2 separate regions of the Homo sapiens genome follow, and region 2 is linked to region 1. Evidence: chromatin loops called from intact Hi-C (ENCODE). Cell type or tissue: OCI-LY7. All regions are shown on one strand. Each heading gives the region's core, and the rest is flanking DNA. Links, peaks and the distances in the headings are about the cores only.

Region 1 (6,921 bases), core at 1,117-6,116:
TCAATGCAACTTCCGCCTCCTGGACTCAAGTGGTTCTATTGCTTCAGCCTCCAGAGTAGCTGGGATTACAAGCACCTGCCACCATGCCCAGCTAATTTTTCTATTTTTAGTAGAGACAGGGGTTTCACCATGTTGGCCAGGCTGGTCTTGAACTCCTGGCCTGAGGCGATCCACCCACCTCAGCCTCCCAAAGTGCTAGAATTACAGGCATAAGCCACCGCGCCTGGCCAATTTATTTTCTTTTGAATTGGGTTTTGTCCCTTGAATGGAAAGAGTTCTATGTTAGTTAAGATGCTTTTAGTTGCAAGTAAAAGAACCTAGACTAAAAATGGCTTAAACAATAGATGTTGGTTTTGGTTTTTTTTCTTTATTCCAAGTCAACAACAGCTAATAGATGTTTATTATCTCATATAAAAGGTAGCACTAAGATAGGAAGTTTCAGGGCTATCAACTCAACAAAGCAACAATGCTATCAATAATCTGGGATTCCCATCTGTCCCCTCGGCAATCCTTAGCATTCTGGCTTTTGTCTTTGAGCCACAGTAGTTGCAAGATGGCTACCAGTCCACTAGGCATCACACTCTCATTCAGCAGCATCAAAGAAATGAAGGGGAAATGTCTCATTACTATCTGAGAGGAAAACATTTTCCAGGACCCACTACCTCATCACGCTTCCCCTTGGTGTCACTGGCCAGAACTGGGTTTCACACTGCCTTGCCGCCCCTACCCCTCTGAACTAATCATTGGCAGAGAAGAGTGAAATTAACATGATGGCAAAGACCAATCTTGACTTGGAGGGGCCCATCTTCCTTGAGCACACTGTGGCAAGATACCTGATCAAATTTGGGGTTCTATTTTCAAGGAAGAAGGGGGAAATGACTCTTTGGTAAGCCACCAACAATGTCTGCTCTAAGTCCTAATAGAAGCACTGGTGTTCAGCAAGCTGCAGTTACCCAGACATTCAAGAAACATGAGGAGCTTGAAATTCCAAATGAAATTATAAGAATTATCATTTTAATTTTCATGTGTATAATATCTAAATACACACCAACTATAATTTTGATAACAAATTTATGTAAGAAGCTATAAAACTGACCACACAACTGTAAATTCCTTGGAGTAGTTCTTAGAGCCTTTACCGAATGTCCCAGAATTATGGGTATTAGTCACATAGGTTCTTTTCAATATGCCTAATAGCAGAAAGGAATGTTAATGAGCAAGGCTCCTATTCTTAGAGCTCTATGACTATCTTACTAGCTAAGGTTGTTAGAATCTACCAAGATATATTGCTAAAAAACATGCTAAAAACAGAACAAGAACTTTTTGAGTAAAACTGGTTTTGAAACCTGTACTCGAGGTCAACACTATCCAGTGGTGCCCATTCCTTAAAATACGGCATCACCTGGAGGTCATAAGGCATAAATGAGATAGATGACAATGTGAAGCCTCACAAGCCAGGATCTGGCACTTAGTACTGAAGTCCAGGGAAAATACAGGAGAGTCTGAACCAAGGTAGTAGGACTGCTGGGGTGATGGGAGGAGGGGGAGGCTAGTGAACAGAGTCTAAACAATCATTTCCAAAGCTAATCTAAACAATAACTATCTTGTGAAAGAATTACTACTCCACTAAAGATCTACCAGGCAATGAAAGTTAATTTCTAAACATCAGCAGTGATCAGGAAAAATTAAATACCATCAGTAGGCAAGTAGAAACTAGTAAAAGTGACTGCAATATAATAAACTGATAAAAAGCTTTGGCTGACCTTAGTAAGACTTTATTTACTGTGCCTTACATGTCTCCACCCACATTTTAGCCTTGAACTTACACTTACGGAAATTCCCCACTTCTTCCTTCACTAACCACTTCAATGAACTTGTGTGTGCATTCACACCTGTTATTACACGGGTTCATTCACTGCAACTAGATCTCAACAGTTAATTGGCACAGGAAACAAAACAGAAATGTAAGTGGGGTAGAGCACAATGCTCTCTGAAGACTTTAGACCTGACTCTGGCATTAAGTGAGCCATTTCTTCCTCCTAAACTGTAAAGTCAGAGTCCCTTCTGTCTATAAAATTGAGTGATTCTATGAAGTGTCATTACTTACCTTAGTTGAGTTGGATGTCAGCCTAGCCTAGCAGTAGAGGTCAATGTTCCCCAAGGGTAGTTCTACCAGAAGCAAAAGGCTAAGAAAGGGCCTTTGAGCTGTACAGAGCTGTATGGCCTTTGGGCTTCTACATGACCTTTAGGAGGTCACTACCCTTCTTGAGCCCCAGTGTCCTCATCTGTAAAATGGGATCATAGCACCCTTAGGGCAGGTTGCAGTGAGGATCAAATGAGATCAGGGATGTGATGCATCTCTTGTGGTTCCTGGCACTAAAGAGGCACTCAAAAAATGGTAGTTATTGTTACTGCTTTTATTATGGAATCACCAATACACACTTACCTAAAGAAACAACAGCAACACTCTCTGGCAAGAAATGTAATCTGTATCGGATCAGTAAATGCACCAATATGATGCAGATAGCTGTGGAAAAAAAAATAATACAATGTTTTAAAAAAAACACTCAATTCTGAATGATAAACACCAAGTTCAAGTCAGTGGTTATTTCTGGGGGGGTCCTCACAGAAATGGACAATTGGAATAACACAGTGAACTTCAGCGGTGTTTTTCGTGTCTCATTTCTTAAACTGGAGGTACATTTACAATGTTTATTATATTTTCTCTATACTTCTTTGTCTGCCTGAACTAGTTTGTTTCCCAGTAGTTATTGGAAGAGGAACAGAAATCTAACTTTTTTGAGACAGGGTCTCACTGTGTCATCCAGGCTAGAGTGCAGTGGTATGATCTAGGGTCACTGCAGTCTCAACTTCCCAGGCTCAGGTGATTCTCCCATCTCAGCCTCCCAAGTAGCTGGGACTAGAGACACATGACACCACACCCAACTAATTTTTTTGTATTTTTAGTAGAGATGGGGTTTCGCCACATTGCACAGGCTGGTCTCCAACTCTTGGGCTCAAGCAATCCACTCACCTTGGCCTCCCAAAGTGCTGGGATTACAGGCGTGAGCCACGGTGATCAGCCAGAAACCTATTTTTTTATATAAGCTGTTAAACCTTATAAAATTATTTAAAATTATTCAAATTTTTCTGATTCTGAGAAATGGTCTTCAACTTTTTGGAAGTGATTATCAACTGGAACACTATATGGTGAAGAGGAAGTCAATGAAATCAATCACTTTTACATAAATGTAACTGCAACAGATTGCATTGACACAAATTATTTTGCCATCATGTGACTGGCTCTTAACATAGAGGGAAGTAAGGGTTTTACAAACAGGAAAAAGTAAATGGTTTGGTGACAAGAACATCAGAGATCTGAATATGGAACACTCCTGCTCCCCAGCTGGGTGCAGCTGTGTCCTGCCATTCCCATCGGCTGAGGACTTCCCATGAGCCATGAACTAGGCTGAACACCCCAAATACTCTCTCATTTAATCCTCCAACTTCCCTCGGAATTAGCTGTCATTACCACTATCTTCTCTGATTACAAATCAGAAAACTGAGGCTTCTAGACATCACAGCCCCTGTCACACCACTGGTAGGTGCTGCAGTATTGAGTCAGATTCCAAATCTGTGCTCTTAACCACAGCATACCCCACCACCTCCCACTTGGCTGGATGCCTTCATTCCTCAATCTCCAAAACAGAATAATGTCTAACTTTCCTCACAGAGGTGTTGTTATGAAAGAAAATAAGAAGATGTAAAATAAAACGATTTGAAAGGGATATTTCTGCCCCCACCAACCCCCCGGCAAAAAAAATGGGTACTTCACAAAAATTATTCCTGAATGTAATTTCCTAATCCAAATGTTAGCGTGCATGTCTTTCTTTTACTGGGCACCTAGATGGTATACCAGCTCATCAACCACAGTATTAACAGGACTAACATTAATTTTGTTATTTTTTTCAAGGAAATGTTTAAACAATCCACATGCCTGTTAACTGGTCACCCTCAGAGGCTGCACTGACAAATTAGGTTTCTTTAATCCCACCAAAAAACACCAGGTGGCCAGAGTGTTGTAAATGTAGACATTTTGTCCTCTTTTCATTCTGTGCTTTAAACTATCAATCTGTGGTGTTATTTTTATATAAATATTTAACCTAGTTAGAAATCCTACATTAAATACTAATGGCAAGAAAAAAGTTCCAGTGCATAAACATAACATGTGACTAATGAACATGCCCAATGTCTAGACAAAACAAAAAACGGCAAATAAGCACATAAGTGGACAGAAAATAGACCAAGAGAGTTGAACCAGTTTCTGCTCTTCCTTTGTACCAAGCTAGATTTTTAAAAATTTAAGTTATTCTCATAAATAGATCAAACAACTCTTTGCGGCTTTAAGAGCAAAAGGGGAAACTATTAACAGAAAGAGTTAATATAAGGCTCATCAATGCCAGGTAACAGCCTTCAGCCATTAAAAAGAATAAAGTCAGAAAAGACAATCCATAGAAGGGGAGAAAATATTTGCAAATCATATATCTGATAAAGGTGTACTATCCACAATATATAAAGAACTCTTAAACTCAACAGCCAAGAGACAAACACCACAGCTTTTAAACGGGCATAGGACATGAATAGACAAAAGATGTTCAACATCAATAGTCACAAGGGAAACTAAAATCAAAATACAATGATTCACTGGAAGGACATGTAAGATTTTTTAAAAAATACAGTGAGGGCCTGGTGCGGTGGCTCACACCTGGAATCCCAGCACTTTGGGAGGCTGAGGCAAGCAGATCACCTGAGGTCGGAGTTCAAGACCAGCCTGGCCAACATGGTGAAACGCCGTCTCTACTAAAAATACAAAAATTAGCAGGGTGTGGTGGTGCGCACCTGAATCCCAGCTATATGGGAGGCTGAGACAGGAGAATCACTTGAACCCAGGAGGTAGAGGTTGCAGTGAGCCAAGATCATGCCACTGCACTCTAGCCTGGGAGACAGAGCAAGATTCCATCTCAAAAAAAACAAAACAAAACAAAAATACAATTTCATATCCACTAGGATAGCTATAATTTTTTTTTTCCCCGAGACAGAGTCTCACTCTGTCACCCAGGCTGGAGTGCAGTGGTGCAATCTCAGCTCACTGAAACCTCCACCTCCCAGGTTCAAATGATTCTAGTGCCTCAGCCTCCCGAATAGCTGGGATTATAGGTGTATGCCACCACGCCCACACCCAGCTAATTTTTTTGTATTTTTAGGAGAGACAGGGTTTCGCCATATTGCCAGGCTGGTCTCGAACTCCTGGCCTCAAGTGATCTTCCCGCCTCAGCCTCCCAAAGTGCTGAGATTGCAGGTATGAGCCACCACGCCCAGTCTATCATTTTTTTAAAACCAGAAAACAAGTGTTCGCAAGAACATGGAGAAACCGGAACCCTTGTAAAATGGTGCAGCCCCTGTGGAAAACATTTGTCAGTTTCTGAGAAAGTTAAACATACAGTAACCGTTTGACTCGGCAATTCCACTTGCAGGTATATATCCAAAAGAAATAAAAACATTTATCCACACAAAAGCCTATACACAAATGTTCACAGCAGCAGTATTCACAACAGCCAAAAGGTAGAAACAATCCAAATGTTCACTGATGAATGAATAAACATCATGTGGCATATCCATACAGTGGAATATTACTCAGCCATAAAAAGGAATGCAATTCTAACATATGCTATAACATGAATCTTGAGAACATTATGCTAAGTAATAGAAACCAGACACAAAAGGCCACGTATTATATGGTTTCATTTATATGAAATATTCTAAATAGGCAAATTCCTAGAGACAGAAAGCAGAATAGTGGTTGCCAAGGACTAGAAAAGGGAGGGATGGGGAATGACTGCTTTTAATGGTTTTCTTTTGGGGTGATGAAAATGTTCTGAAACTAGATAGTAGTGATAGCTGCACAACATTGTGAATGTACTAGATGCTGCTGAACTGTACATTTTAAAGTGGTTAAAATTGTAAATGTATGTTATGTATTTACTACAAAAAAAAAAGAATGAGGTAGACAGAAAAAACACCAATACAATGATCTCCAAGACATTCTGTGAGATGAAAAGGCAAGTTATGGGACCCCATTTATGTCAAAACAAATTTGCAACTCCAAACATGTATTATTTGTGTTTCTGCATGTACTTACGAATATACATCTGTATATGCAAAAACAAGCACGTTTTCAAGTACACTTGGAAAAAAACCGAGCAAGAAAGGGCAAACACTTCTGTGTGGTATGGAGGGTGTGCTTTCAATTTTTCATGCCTGGAGTAATGACTATGGAAAATATATAAAACACATATCAATCATAATAACTCCATTAAGTTTCAAGGCCCATAAAATGTATGTGTCAAATAATGTTAATTGTTAATCTAGTGTAAGTAAATAACAATGATTCCCCATTTTTTCTTGTGGAGTCAAAGATCAACAACGGTTAAATGCAAGTCAACTGATTTCAAGCTTCTAAAAATCAAAAGTAACTACAGAGTTTTGTCATCCCTTCTCAACAAAGAGGAACACACTGTAATCCTGTCATGTGCTTACAGGACACAAAAGTTACCATTTCATTTGAATTAACTAAAAGAGTAACAAAAAGTGGCAAATGAATTCCAGGTCAGGAGTTCTGAGGTCTAGAATAAACTATGGGCTAATTTCCCTTAATTCACTTGAGTTCATTTATTCATGAATTAGCAAGTTACCTAATAACAGCAATTTTTAAAACACCATCAGATTTACATTGTTTGAACTGGGTGTGGTGGCTCATGCCTATAATCCCAGCACTTTGGGAGGCTGAGGCAGGTGGATCATCTGAGGTCAAGAGTTCAAGACTAGCCTGGCCAACATGGCGAAACCCCATCTCTACTAAAA
Region 2 (6,921 bases), core at 1,031-6,030, 190 kb after region 1:
CGGTAAGCTATAGCATATGTTTTTTAAGACTTAAGCATTTCATGCTTTAAAATACCTTCACAAGTGAACATTACACACAGAAGTTCATTTGGTTTTCCTTTGTTTTATGGTGCATATAGCAATAAAGACCCCCCTCCACCCTGCAACCCCCATCCCCCACCGGGCCTTTGTCCCTGCCTTGGCTTTTCTCCCCTTCTCATTCTCCTCTCCCCTTTCCTCACTGAAGGCTGTGAGTTGCTTTCAATGTGACAACACTATGATGTCATTTGGAAGGATTTGCCAGGACAGACTGATTCTGAGTCCTGGGTGCCGTATGTGTATGCGGCAGTGTTGTCAGGCGATCTTGTTTGAAGCTCTATGTTGCCATAATTACCATCAAGTACACACTGTTGGCAAAAGGCTAACACCTGACTTTAGAAAATGCTGATTTGAGAACAAAAGGAAAGGTCTTTTTTCACTGCTTAAAGTGGGGTCACTTTGATACCTTTGCGGTCATGTCTGTGTCTGATGAGTGTAGAATCTCTGGATGTGCACTGTCAGTCATGTGTCCACCAGGCCTCGAATATCATATGGGAAATGTCATAGTTAAAAACGTACAGCCAGGCCCGTGTGCTGTTAATAGTGTGAAATTGTCATGTTAAAAAAAAAAACAGGAACCAAATGTGACCTTGTGCATATATTGGTAGCTGAAAATCTTCAAGGCTACTGATGGGTGGCCCCTTAATCTTGTCTTTGATTGCTGTGTGCAGGGAAAGGTGTCCCCGTTTGTTCATGCTGTTTTGGGGGGTGGGGGGGTATTTGCAAGAATACTCATTTTGACATAATAGGTCCTCTTGTCAGAGATCCTCTACCACAGACATTAATAGCTGAGCAGGAGCCACATGGATTGATTGTATCCACTCACCATTGACGATGGCATTGAGCGTAGCTAGCTTATTTCCATCACTACGTGTTTTTGAGCTTGCTCTTACGTTTTAAGAGGTGCCAGGGGTACATTTTTGCACTGAAATCTAAAGATGTTTTAAAAAACACTTTTCACAAAAATAGTCCTTTGTCATTACATTATTTACTCATGTGTTTGTACATTTTTGTATGTTAATTTATGAATGATTTTTTCAGTAAAAAATACATATTCAAGAACCAAACCTTGGTGGTCATTTCTCTTTGTGTAGGACAGTTTGGGTCCTTGGGGGTCTTTCCTTTTTCCTTTCCTTTCCTACAGGAGTTCAACTTAAGGCAGCTCAGCTGAGCTCTGGGTCTTGCTGGGGTAAATACTGCCTGACCCGTGCTGCAGGTGAACGGGCTGAGTAAAAAGCTACGCAGTGTAACAGAAGCAGTCCTCCACTGTGCTGCCCAGGCATGCCCACGCTTGGGTTTTCTTTCAAGAATCACCCAGGTGGTACCAAGAAAGTTGCATAAGACACTTGAGTGAGGGGACTTGGGGGTGAAGGGGGTGGTGAGGGTTGATGGAGTTTGATTCCAGAAGGTTCTCTGGGATCAGTGTAGGGTTTATATGCCAGATTCTGCTCAGAGATTGTCATCATGGCTTCTATGTGTTGAATGTTTGCCACTCACAGTATTAATAGTGTCAGATGCCGGGGACATAATAATAGAGAAAATAAGACAGGATCAGTGGACTCATTAAACTTACGGTCCACTGGGGGGTATGATTAAAATTGTATCCTCAATACCTGGTCCAAAAGGGGAAGCTGCAGGTGACGAGTGCATGGTAGGGTGGGCATTCCAGTTGGGAATGTAGGGAAGGTGGAAGCAAGTGAGCTAGGGGGAGACAAGGAGCGTGTGGCACACAGCTGCAGGGCAGGGAGGAAGCCAGCGTGGCTGGAGTAGAGGGGGCAGGGGGGCGCACAGGGGGAGGAGTTTGCATTTCATCCTTAGAGCAGTGGATTCAAGAGTTTTCAGCAGGCAGGGCTGCGTGATGCGATTCGGATTCCATAGCAACTTTGAGAGATGGCTCTGGTTGCAGGGAGAACGAGCGATGGTACAGAAGCAGAAGAGAAGCAGGGGCGAGTGAGATGGGTGCAGGGACGACGGAGGAGGGGAGACTGGGAGATACTGAGGTCGTGCTCCCAGGACCTGCCAGGGGTGATGGGGATGGAGGACTCCACCTAAGCTGCTGGCTTCCCACTTGCACAGGTAACAGGGCCATTCCCTGAGATGGGGGCACTAGAGTCAGACCAGATTGGCGGGATAGATACGAGATCAGTTGTGACTGCTGAGTTCAGGGAGTTTTGAGACAACCTGGCAGAGACAGCAGGGTGGGGGCTACAGGCAGACTGGGGAGTCTTTGGGTGGAGGAGGTTAGTAAGGACCCAGCAGCGGGTGAGATTGCTGGGGGATTGAGAACAGGAAGCATGGAGTAAGAGAAGGCAGCAGCCTTGGCCCAGCCTCTGAGAACCTGGTTGAGAAAAGGAGGATGAGTGAGCAGGAGGAGGGGTGGGAGGACAAGCAGGCCAAGAGGGAGAGTGGTCAGCCGTGCTGAAGGCAGCAGAGAAGCGATACAAGAGGAAGAGGGAGAAGCAGTGAGTTGGCAGTGGCCAGGTGTTGGAAATGTGGCAGGAGCCGTTTTGCTGACCTGATGGGGTGGAAGGAGGAGATAGCAGCAGAGTGGGTGTCTCTTGGATTTCCTGGGAAGGGGTGGAAAGAGGAGGTCAGGGCCACAGGAAGCGCGGGAAGCTGGGGGTGGGAGGTGAGGTGGGGTTGGGTTTTGGTTTTCCCACAAGAGAAGCTTGAGTGTGTTTCTTCTGAACCACAGGGAATGTCTGAGAGAGCACAGCTGAATACGTACAAGAGACCAGGTGATCTGGTGGGAATGTCCCTGAACTACTGGCAGGAGATGAGATTCAAACCAGAAAAACCAAACAGAAGGAACGAGGAGCTCTGTATAGGCCATCCCATTGGCAGACACACACCCCGTGAAGACTGTTGTTGCTGTGGAGGTCAGAGATCCCTTCCAGCCAGCTGCTGGAATTGGGATTCAGCAGAACTGATTCCTGGCACTACCACGTCCTCCATACTCTCAACATTTTTTTTTTTTAGTTTTCAGGGAAGTCCAGTAATAAAAATAGTTCCTATTTATTGAGTACTTGCTATGTGCCAGGGCCTATGCTAAGTGCATTGCACACCGTGAGTCCTCAACCCTTGAGAGGCGGGCACTGCCCCTTGTTCTGGAGCACGGCTTCTCCACATTGCTCTTGACAAATGGGGGAGCTGTCCTGCTCATTGTCGGGTGTTCAGCAGCACCCCTGGCCTCCTCCCTCTAGGTACAAACCCAAATGGAACAGCTACTCTAGACAAACTGAAGCCACAGCTTGCCTGAGGTCACAAAGCTAGCAGCTGAGCCGGCTGGGGACATTTTTGCCCCAGGGAAGACGCTCTTAACCCCTAGGCTGCTTCTGCTGACCCAACTCTTTTGCATATGTGCTCTAAATAGCTTTTGTTCACAGAGTTGAAAAGTCTATTCTAAAAGTAACGTGAATATGTGCTTGCTGGAAAATAAGTGTTAAACCACTCCTTTAATATTAGCAGTTTGACTGATGTCTACATTTTTTAGTTTTTTTGAGACGGAGTCTCTGTCACCCAGGCTGGAGTACAGTGGCACGATTGTAGCTCACCACAGCCTCAACCTCCTGGGCTCAAGTGATCCTCCCGCCTCAGCCTCCTAAGTAGCTGGGACTACAAGCCCACACCACCACGCTCAGCTAATTTTTATAATTTTTGTATTTCTTGTAGAGATGGGGTTTCACCATGTTGTCCAGATTGGTCTCGAACTCCTGGGCTCCAGCCGTCCTTTTGCCTTGGCCTCCCAAAGTGCTGGGATTCCAGGTGTGAGCCACCATGTCCAGCCATTGGCTGATGTCCAGATCTATACCTGTATACCTATATGCATGCTTAGGAAAACAAAGGCATAGTTTAAAAACCATAAGTTGTCCTGTAATTACTTTTGTTTTGTTTTGTTTTTTCTTAATGTTTCTGGAGACCTCTTTTCCGTGAATGAAGAGCTCCCTCAAATAAAGCCCAGATGTTACCTCCTTGGAGAAGATTTGATGAGCACCCAGTCTGAAATGCCACCTCCCTGTCCCTGTCCCCCCTTACCCTGTTTTATTGATTCACAATATTCTCACTCTGAATCGTACTATATTTTTATTGTTCTTTGTTCATTGGCTGTCAACCCCACTAAAATATAATCCCCATGAAGGCAGAGACTGTTTTGTTTTCTGCTCTATCCCCAGAGCTAAGAACTGGTCTTAGCACATAGTAGTTGCTCAATAAATATTTGTTGCATGAATGACTGAACCTATCTTATTATTTGAATTGTGACACATGGTAATCTCTTGTGTGGATGTATGTAATTTAGCCATTCCCCTCCTAATGGACATGGAGGTAGTTTCCAGTTTTCCACTATCACATTATATGCACCACAGTGAACACAGATGCACATCAATCCATGTGCACATATATGTGTAGGCCAACTTGAGAGAGTCAAGAAATGAAATTGTTGGAGCAAGGGATACACACCCACACCCACACACACACACACACACATATATATGCACACATGCACACACAAATACATACATATATTTATTTGTTTATGATATAAGGTCTCACTCCGTCACCCCAGGCTGGAGTGCAGTGGTGCGATCATGGGTCACTGCAGCCTCAACCTCCCGGGCTCAAGCTATCTTCCCAACTCAGCTTCCTGAGTAGCTGAGACCACAGGCACACACACCACACCTGGCTAATTAGTGTATTTTTTGTAGAGACAGGGTCTTACTATGTTACCCACACTGGTCTCAAATTCCTGGGATCAAGTGATCCACCCGCCTTGTCCTCCCAAAGTGTTGGGATTACAGGCGTCAGCCATCACGCCCCACCTGCACATTTTAAATGTTGAAGGAGCCTACCAAGTTGTCCTACAAAAAGGCAGTATGAATTAATCCTTCTACCATCAGTGAATGATCATGCTATTTATATCTTTAACCCCTGGAATTAAAGGGGATTTTGTGTATGATATGGTCAGGAGGGGCGGTCTATAATTTATTTTTTCCAAATGGATTGCTAATTGTCTCAACAGTATTTATTGAACAATCAATAATTTCCCCATGTCTTACACATTAAATTCTGTAGCAAGATTCTTCCATTTCATTGAGCTATTTGTCTTATTATGCCTTACAGTTTTAATTATGATAGCCCTGTAGTATGTTTTTATAAGACAAGTTTATCTCTACTTTCTATATCCTACCCCAAATTTTGTAAACATTTATAGAAGTGTAATATACATACAGAAAAGTCCATAAATCCAAAGCAAACAGCTCTTTTGTCAGGGTGAACATACTTACACAACCCCATTCTCATCAAAATTTTCAGCCAGGCATAGGCAGGAGGGTCACTTGAGGCCAGGAGTTCAAGACCAGCCTGGGCAACATAGTGAAACCCTGTCTCTACAAAAATTTAAGAAAAAATTAGCCAGGTGCAGTGGTGTGTGCCTGTAGTCCCAGCTACCGACGAGGCTGAGGCTGGAGGATCACTTGAGCCCAGGAGAGTGAGGCTACAGTGAGCCATGATTGCACCATTGCACTCCAGCCTGGGTGACACAGAATGAGACTCTGACTCAAAAAAATTGTTTTTCTTGGCTATGTTTATGTATTTTCTCAATCCGGTGAGATTTATTTTGTCAAGTTATATTTAAAAATCTATTTAAGGGCCAGGCATGGTGGCTCATGCCTGTAATCCCAGTACTTTGGAGGCCAAGGCAGGAGGATCACTTGAAGCCAGGAGTTTGAGACCAGCCTGGGCAACAAAGAGACCCTGTCTCTATATTTTAAAAAATTGCTTTTTAAAATCTAGGATCATGACTGACATTGCACTAAATTAATGATCTGGGAAGACAGCATCTTTAGCATCTTTACAGTATTAAGCTTTACCTCTAGACTTACCAAATTCTTTTGCTGAGGTCAGGCGCTGTGGCTCACGCCTGTAATCCCAGCACTTTGGGCGGATCACCTGAGGTCAGGAGTTTGAGACCAGCCTGGCCAACATGGAGAAACCCCGTCTCTACTAAAAATACACAAAAAAATAGCCAGGCATGGCGGCAGGCGCCTGCAATCCCAGCTACTTGGGAGGCTGAGGCAGGAGAATCACTTGAACCCGGGAGGTGGAGGTTGCAGTGAGCTGAGATAGTGCCATTGCACTCCAGCCTGGGCAACGAGAGCGAGACTCTGTCTAAAAAAAAAAAAATGCTAGTTTCCTCCTAACCTGGTACCCTCGATGCCACAGTACCTTGCAGGTGGGCTGTTCTTAATAAATACAGTCACTGAGTAACAATTCAGATTTACCATCACATGCAAACTAGCTGTAAGGGCAAACGGTTAAGGAGGATTTATGCCGCTTGTGAAATGCAACCTGCTAGATGCTGGCAGAAAACTTTCCAGGCAGGCTACATGCCATGAGACTCCTTGAGGAAGCACAGCCCTGAGTACTTTTCTCACTGCTCCAAGACACACCTTTTCTCTGCCACCACGCCCGCCCCACACAGCACCCTGCTACGACTAGATGTGGGACTGACAAATGCCACTGTTTGACTTATTTCTAGGACAATGGTGGGTGGCAGTCATGTAGGAGAGAGGTCTCTGCTGTGTAGGGAGGCTCGGAGGTAAGGAATAGGTGGGAGTAGGGTATACATCTTCCACTGTGAATTCTAGGAAGAGCAGGGCCCAGGAGAGATGATCTGCTGGTTGCACTTCTACAGCCAACAACTCCATGGCCTGGGGAAGTCACTTCACTTCCCTGCAACTTCATTTCCTTGCAGTCAGATGGAGAGACAGCACTTTGGGAGGCTGAAGCAGGTGGATCATTTGAGGTCAGGAGTTCGAGACCAGCCTGACCAACATGGGGAAACCC

What was found. A loop is a pair of places that touch in the nucleus more often than their neighbours do. Peaks named below come from ENCODE experiments on the same cell type or tissue, not always from the same donor. Only the 100,000 strongest peaks of a DNase experiment are listed, where the experiment ranks them.
Region 2: it touches region 1 in a loop (2.2-fold over the local background); 6 of 110 quality-filtered maps call a loop at or near these places.

The regions. Positions count from the first base shown.
Region 1 is chr20:49,818,667-49,825,587 of GRCh38, reverse strand. SLC9A8 (solute carrier family 9 member A8) reads right to left here. Exons shown (of 16, transcript NM_015266.3): 3 at 2,447-2,527. Among named protein-coding and RNA genes, the nearest start is that of SLC9A8, 9.3 kb to the right of the region's middle. In OCI-LY7, for the core only: a CTCF peak has its summit at 3,582; DNase peaks (open chromatin) are centred at 1,897, 3,607 and 4,047; H3K4me3 peaks cover 2,364 bases; H3K27ac peaks cover 3,635 bases.
Region 2 is chr20:49,627,169-49,634,089 of GRCh38, reverse strand. It overlaps B4GALT5 (beta-1,4-galactosyltransferase 5), which reads left to right. Exons shown (of 9, transcript NM_004776.4): 9 at 1-1,145. It overlaps LOC124904926 (a long non-coding RNA gene), which reads left to right and starts at 1,894. Exons shown (of 2, transcript XR_007067638.1): 1 at 1,894-2,154; 2 at 2,774-4,306. RefSeq lists enhancers at 2,147-2,829, 2,880-3,199, 3,430-3,479, 6,798-6,867. In OCI-LY7, for the core only: no CTCF peak of the experiment used is centred there; DNase peaks (open chromatin) are centred at 1,929, 2,368 and 3,299; H3K4me3 peaks cover 3,244 bases; H3K27ac peaks cover 4,144 bases.